Regions from separate parts of the Homo sapiens genome. Here region 2 is linked to region 1. Evidence: chromatin contacts called from ENCODE Hi-C or POLR2A ChIA-PET data. All regions are on one chromosome and are shown on one strand. Each heading gives the region's core, a stretch centred on a gene start or an enhancer-like site at or near the end of the contact. The rest is flanking DNA. Distances are from core to core; before and after follow the strand shown. Region 1 has its middle 51 kb from the start of SSR3. Region 2 has its middle 31 kb from the start of TIPARP.

What was found. Hi-C counts contacts between places; a loop is a spot of excess contacts on that map. ChIA-PET counts read pairs that join two places held with the same protein, here RNA polymerase II (POLR2A). Pooled maps may share reads with other maps.
Region 2: a map of K562 shows a loop between it and region 1 (4-fold over the local background). The contact joins two enhancer-like sites. A Hi-C loop is called at or near these places in 3 of 168 maps with a recorded cell type or tissue (GM13977, K562 and naive thymus-derived CD4-positive, alpha-beta T cell), 10 of 37 single-sample maps with no recorded cell type and 8 of 50 pooled maps. POLR2A ChIA-PET finds 5 or more read pairs at or near these places in 8 of 52 experiments (H1, K562, OCI-LY7 and 5 more).

The regions. Positions count from the first base shown.
Region 1 is chr3:156,603,881-156,607,637 of GRCh38, forward strand. No RefSeq gene overlaps it. Among named protein-coding and RNA genes, the nearest start is that of SSR3, 51 kb to the left of the region's middle. Within about 2 kb of position 1,936, at least 24 of the 41 ENCODE cell types and tissues checked have a DNase peak (open chromatin) inside an H3K27ac peak, as active enhancers do.
Region 2 is chr3:156,641,790-156,645,546 of GRCh38, forward strand. No RefSeq gene overlaps it. Among named protein-coding and RNA genes, the nearest start is that of TIPARP, 31 kb to the right of the region's middle. Within about 2 kb of position 2,167, at least 10 of the 41 ENCODE cell types and tissues checked have a DNase peak (open chromatin) inside an H3K27ac peak, as active enhancers do.

The DNA of each region.
Region 1 (3,757 bases), core at 686-3,185:
TGTTAAGATTGTGGTATATTTTGGGTGTTTACAACAATTACAATTACAAATTGAATATATTTATATCCCACTGATATCTTTCCAGGGTTGTTCCACCTCATTGGAGATTACAACCAAAGTCCACATTTGAGGCTACCAGTGAATGGTAGGCCCCAGCTAAACACCTTCCTGGCCGCCACTGCCACACAGTTCACCACCAGTTTGGACCAAACAGTCCAACTGGCAAGGTACATGCTGTCCTTAGAGTTTCTTTCTTACCCTGTAACCTGGAAGGCCCATGTGCCAAGCAGGCCCTTAATAAGTACATGTTGAATAAATGAATAGACCAGTCTTGAAACATCAGCAAGACCATTCTCATCTTGTTCCGTTCCTAAAATGCTTCCCCTTCCCAGGTTGACTCCCCTCAACCACGTATCCTACTCACCCTTGAAGTTCTAGCCAAGCACCATGTTTTCTGTGAAGTCTGTCTGCTGCTGTTATTATACCTACTTTACTCTATATGCTCAAAAGTCCTCCTGTATTTACAGTTAGAACCATGTATAATAGTTTGGCACCCCCACTCCCACCCCAGCCTAGAAAACTCAAGTTCTTTACAGCCAAGGACTATGTCTTACTCTTCTTTTGGATCTATAGTGTAAGGCCTAAAGTTTTTTGTGCTGCCTTGACATCTTTGAGCTTCCTGGAGCCCCCAAAGACTAACTGTGAGTTCTGCTTTTGCCAGATAGGCCCTCCCCAGTGGAAAAGGCTCCTCATCTGGCTAGTTTCCCTATTAGCTAAATGAGCTGCACGCTACCTGGTCTTCAACCTAAGGGGTTCTACTTCCCTGCCAGCCTGTGAAATTATTCAAATAAGCCACTCATCCTCCAGTGGGAACCAGGGGTCACCCCAGCCTGTGTTGCTACAGAACTTGCCTCCCATAGGCCATGCTTGTCCACTCTACTCCTGAGTGCAACCCCAAGTGACGCTGCATGGTGTCCTGTGTCCTCCCCTAGGCTGTGAGCTTATGTGAGTCATAAACTGCCATCAATCTCATCTGTCCAGTGTTGGGTGCTGGATGTTCCACTATCTCATACTATTTAGGGTGGGGAATTCCTCTTTCAATAATGGAGTGAATAGAAGGTGATCAGAACAGTATCCCACACAGAGGTGTCACTCAATAAATTTGTGCTGATTGCATCATCTTCATTTGATGAAGTTCCTAGCCAAGTAGAAGACTGGAAATTAATTAAATATTTGCTGTAGATGACTATAGATTTTTCTACAAATAATCCATTTGAAACATATAGCAACAGCTTCTATTTGCATAATTATGCTTCAAGCAATCTTTTTCTTTACTGTTCACCATACTGTTAACCAATAAAAGCAAAACTGCCTAAGAGCAAATCTGTACTTAATTTCTGTACTACCGATCTGACATTTACATTGCAATTCTTAATAACTAATCGAGGTAAATTGTAACTGTGTCCAATCATGGAAATAAGATTCCAGTATCAGTCAACATTGGGTATAATCAAGAGACTAAAAACAACTGAAAGTGCATTAGAACTCAGACTTTCCCCCCACAATGACCTACTTAATGTATTTCATTGTCTCCCTTTATCTCACTTCTTTGTAAGCAAAATGGCAACACTTGGAGGCACTGAGAGACTTGTCCTAGAATCTGCAATTAGTTTTCTTATTAGTGTTTCAGGGAGAGTTTCATTCGCATTACTGTTATTTTATCACTTGGTTTCCAAGGTCCAAAAGGAAAAAAAAAAAAAAAAGGCCACGTATTTTCCCTTCTGGGGGCTCCTGCTTTTTATCTTAAAGCAGTGGGGGTGGGGGAACATGTACACCAGCAAGCAGTTCTCCTGTCCAGCTTCCAAGTCACACTCATTAGTAACGGGCCTCAGCCCCTCCCAGCACCCGGCCACTTCTCTCCTCTGCTGAGGGCTGGAGAGGGTGGGGACTGGGGCTCTGAGAGGGACCAGGGGATCAGGAAAGCTCAGATCCACGCCTTACCGCTCCTTGACCACACTGGAATGTGATGACTAGCTTTTTTCAGCCTGGGCTCTGCATGACAAAAGTTAGTGGAAAACGGTCATCAAACATTTCCAGCAAGCTTCAGACTTCTCCAAAGGACAGGGCCCTTCTCCAAAGACCGCCTGGCGCCTGGATTAGGCCGCTCCTAGCCTAGCCTCCCTGCTGCTCCTTTTCCCAGAGTGGTCGGTACACAGGACGTGCCGAACGTGCGATTATTAGAAGGCTATTACCAGAAGCAAGGGGATGTGCTCAGGGTGAGGCGCAGGCAAGGAAAAGACATTTCCAAACAACCCAAACAGCTTGCGACTGGGGACAAACCATTTCACCAGGGCGGTGGGGAGCCAGCCGGCCGGCCGGCCGGCCGACCCGGGGTGCGTGTGCCCAGAAGCTGTGCGGGCTCAGTGTGTAGACGCTCTGGCTGCGCAGCGCGCGTGCTCAAGTTCCAAAGCGCTGCACTCCACGGCGGCTGGAAAAGGTGGAAGAAGGACAAAATAAAACGAAATTTCCCCACACATCGCTAAAGGGAGGGGGCAGGCAGGGGGCCAAGCTCTGAAGAAAAGCTCTAAGAGATCTGTGGTGAACGGAGGAGAGACCCAGGGCAGAGGCTGGTGCTGTATTTGTGTCCAAAATTTGCCCGCTTTCCTGCTGTTTGCTGCTGGCTTGGTTGGCCAGAAAAAGTCCCCACAGTTTACCCCTAGATACGGAGGCCTTTCTCAGTACTCCACACACACACATTATCCGGATTTATTTAAATAAGAAAAAAAGTAGAGGGAAAAATATTTTTCATAAATATCTAGTACTAATAGTTTCATGTATAAACTGCCAGTAACTGCATATATACATACATGTATATGTTTTTAAACCAGAACATACCAGAGTTGTGTAATCTATTTTAAAAATAATTTTATTGTGGTAGAAAACTCAGAACTTAAAATTTACCATCTTAACCATTTTTCAGTGTATAGTTCAGGAGTGCTAAGCATATTTACATTGTTGTGCAACAGATCTCTAGGACTTCTCCATCTTGTAAAAGTGAAACCCCGTTCAACGCTAATTCGCTCTCCCCTCTGCCTTAGTAACTGCCTTTCAACTTTCTGTTTAATTTTGACTATTTTAGACTCTATATCTGAGTGGAATCATGCAGTATTTGTACTTTTGTGAATGTTTAGCATAATGTCCTCAAGTTTCATCCGTGTTGTAGCATGTGACAGAATTTCCTTCTCTCTTAAGGCAGCGTAATATTCCATTAGATGTATATACTTTTATACATTTTCTTCATCCATTCATCTGTTGGTAGACATTTGGGTTGCTTTCACCACTTGGCTATTTTGAATAATGCTGTGATAAACCTAGGTGTGCAAATATCTCCTCAAAATCCTGCTTTGAATTCTTTTGGATATATACCCAGAAGTGAGTATATATGCTGGATCATATGGCAATTCTATTTTTAATTTTTTGAGGAACTTCCATACCGTTTTTATAGTGGTTGAACCATTTTACATTCCCACCAACAGTGTGCAAGGATTCCAATTTCTCTGTATTCTTGCCAACATTTGTTATTTTCTGTTTTTCGGATATTGGCCATCCAAATAGGTATGAGGTGGTATGTAATTATGGTTTTGATTTATCTTTCTCTTATGATTAGTGATGTTGTGCATTCTCTTCATATGTTTGTTAGCCACTCGTACATCGTCTTTGGAGAATTATCTATTCAAGTCTTTTGCTTATTTTAAAA
Region 2 (3,757 bases), core at 917-3,416, 38 kb after region 1:
TAGGCCAGTATTCCCTCTGAACTATCTTTAGGATTAACTTGCTTGATTTTGCTTAGGCAGAACTCACCTTCTACTTCCAAAGTGTGATGGAACCAGGAGCAGTTGCTCATATCTGTAATCCAAGCACTTTGAGAGGCCAAGGTGAGAGGCTCACCTGAGGTCAGGAGTTCAAGAAGAGCCTGGCCAACATGGCAAAACCCCATCTCTACTAAACATATAAAAAAATTAGCCCAGCATGGTGGAGTGTGCCTGTAGTCATCCCAGCTACTCGGGAGGCTGAGGCAGGAGAATCACTTGAACCCAAGAGGCGGAGGTTGCAGTGAGCTGAGATGGTGCCACTGCACTCCAGCCTGGGAGACAAAGCGAGACTACATCTTAAAAAATAAATAAATAAATACATAAATAAATAACAAAGTGTGATGGGATGCTGGTCCGTGGGGGGTTGTAAGAATTTTGTGGCAAGGTAAGTGCAGAAACAGAAAGTAAGCATTTAATAACTTATATAGCAACATGACATTGTCCTTAAACCCAAGCACATGATAATGTTTATAATAATTCATTTTTATTATATTTTACAGCAGCAATTGGTCATGATAAATTAAAAACAATTAAAAAAAAAACCCTAGTTGTTCCCTATGGGTAGCAAGAAACACTGTTTTAATGAGTTTGCTTTCAGTACTTTATCAAGGTGCTCTATAATATGTGAACGCTGGGTTTCCCAAATTTTTGAACATGCTTTTGCCACGTTGCACAACATCATAACTATTTCTTTCTTTAAATAGAACTTTTATGTCTGACTTCAGTTTATTTTTTAAAATACATGATCACAACATAAAGGGAAGACCAATATCAATGGCCATGAACAGAAGTTAATTACAAAAATAAATGCAACAAAAACAAAGCAAACAAATTAAATTCTAGCCAGAAACCTGCCAAAAAGCTCTGAACATATGGCCTGTTAAAACAGTAATAATAGTAACAAGCAAGTGTTGGAAAGGTGTTCAAATCCATCAGCTCCAAACTGAAACAACCTCCTTGTTGTAATCAGAAGGAAAGAGAATTAGAGGGTCTCACTGTGTAATTCAAGGGCACTTCCTGCCCTGTCATTGTACATCCCAGAGCACTAGCCGCAGTGACCCAGTTTATGAAAGCACTGACAGTGTTTCAAAGCCTGGCATAGGATGCGTGAGACATGTTTGTTTTAGTAAATAGGTGGCATTCCCAGAGGCTACAAGACATTATTCTTTAAAGAGTCTGTGTTTCAGATGTTTGTTTATCAGGGTTTTTTTTTGTTTTTTGCAACATAGAGCACACTTTCTCCAGAAACAATGATATAAATAGGACCACAGAAGCAAGAATGCAGATGGATTACTTCACATTTGCAATGAAAAAGAGTAGCAAAGAAGGCTGTTGCAAATGTGTGGTGAGGCATTTCAAACTCACAGGCTTCCTCTGCCCTAGTGGCTGCTGGTTCTAAGCTTCTGGCAGGCAGTCCTTTCGGGAGAATGGACAGAGGGCCAGGGACAGTCTTTGGCAGACCACAGGGCTTCTGAAGTCCCTAGGAGGGAAAGTGTCAGCCCTCCAACCACTCCCTGGACTTAGCAGTTGTCACAGGAATGGCTCTTATTTGAAGCTGGGAGGCTTAGTGGTTATGGCCAGAGCAAGGAAGGTGAGCGCATACCGTGAGGAGCATCCCTCCTGCCAACCTAGAGCTTCAGGGAGTCATGGTACAATCCTACTGTCCTTCCTGACGAGAGCTAGCACAGCGAGGCTGAGTGTGGGGAGGGAGCACATCTGGAAATATCTCCAATTTATTCAGGGCAGGGGTCCCTCTCACCTCCCTGCACCTTCTTCTCAGTACTGCCTCTGCCTGGAAGCCGGCTGGAGGCATCTCCTTTACCTAGTATTTCACTCTTTCTCCAGAAGCTCAGCAAGTAGAGCTGACAGTACCCCAGGGGACTCCTACAATTTCCTCAGTCTCCAGGGAGATGCCTCCTGAATGAAACGATCTAAGAAAAGAAACATACACAAATACACACTCCTTCCTGTTCTCTCTCAAGCACCAGAATATTTTCTGCACTGGGCTCCCACACTCAACAGCCTCATTATTCTCTCTGAGATTTTCCTCTCCTTCCTCATTCCCCTGCCTCTGCTACCACTCCCACCTTCCACGCAAACACATGCGTGCCTGCACTTACACACACACTCATGCGGTTTCCGCACAGCTATCTCTGAGGGTAGGGGCAGCCACTAAACAGAGAGGAGGAACTAGATCATCTATCTTGAAAATTTGCCTCAAGCTCAGTAGGTGAACACTAAGAAAGCTGTTCTCGGAGGTACTGGAGGGCACATAACTCTTTTCCCATTCCCCTGTTGAGTGTGGGAGCCCAGAGCAGAAAATAGTTTCCTCCCCTCAACCCATCCCCCTCCATCAGTGAGCCTATAACTCATTTCAAGCCTGCTGTTGAAACCTAACTTTCCTCAGCCAGAACAGCCACAAGAAGTTATGGTTTATTTTCCCCCTCCTCCCTTGCTCTGCTCTGCCATCCCCCCAGTATAGAAGACTATGTCTGGCTTTTCTATTTTTGCTGTTGATGAGATAGATACAGTGCTAAGGGTAAGACAGTGTGTTCAAAATAGTGAGGATACATAGGATGAATTTGTTTTAAACAATATTTTAGTTATATTTCCAAATAATATGCTGAATATTTTTTTCTTCAACCTCCAGACCGCCTTTCAGGTGAAGCATCTCTAAAAATAATGCAATGGGTCCAATTGTTGATCTGAAAAAAGTACAATAAAAACACTACAAGAGCATCCAGAAGTCTGGAAACACAGGTGAAATTGTGCACTTCTTGTTTCAGATTTACAGCTAAATCCACTGCCTTAAATGTAGAGATTCATCACCTGAAACATGGTTGAAAACAAAAATATATTGAGTATTTTTTAAATGTGAATACCATAATTTTAAAATGCCATTTTCTCCTATGCTTTGTCCTGTAATTTAAAAAATTTAACAAGTGGACACTATGATTGGTGTACATTCCTGCCTACAATCTTCCAAGTTAATTGGATTAATGTAAGAGCTACTTATCTACACATAAACCATCCTATGAAAAAGGCTGACCATTTCAAATTAGGAGTGAGCTTCTAATATTTATCAGAAAATACCAAAACTGAGCTTGATTTGGAGCTTTGCATTATAGTGAAATCCTGAAGCCTCCAATAAGAGTAGGAAAGGGTCACAGTATCCTATTTCTCTTTTACTCTGAAAATAAAATTCTAATTACATAAATATTCTGTCTGTATTACACAATAAATCTAAATAACTGAAAGAAAACTTTTGCCTACAATCTTGTCACCTCAGCAAATCCAACTTTTTGTTTGGCCCTGATCTTTTCTAGCCATTGTGGATAATCACAGTGGGTGCCTTCTGCCATTTTCAATTAATACAATTTCAGAAGCATGTTCCATGTTGCTGTGTAGTCCTTGTAATCTACATTTTAATAGCTACATCATCTTTTACATTATTTTCCTGTTGTCCAACATACATTTCATAATCTTTTCTATAAGAAATAATGCAGCGAATCTTTGTCTATTTGGCTTTTTTTCCCTTACGAATTACTTGTTCAGAATCTATTCTAAGAGGTAGGATCAAAGGTCAAAACCCTGGATATGAGGAGGTTTTTATTTCTTCTAGTGACTAAGGAACTCTGAAGGTTCCACCCACAGCCTCCCACCTTTTACATTTGAGATA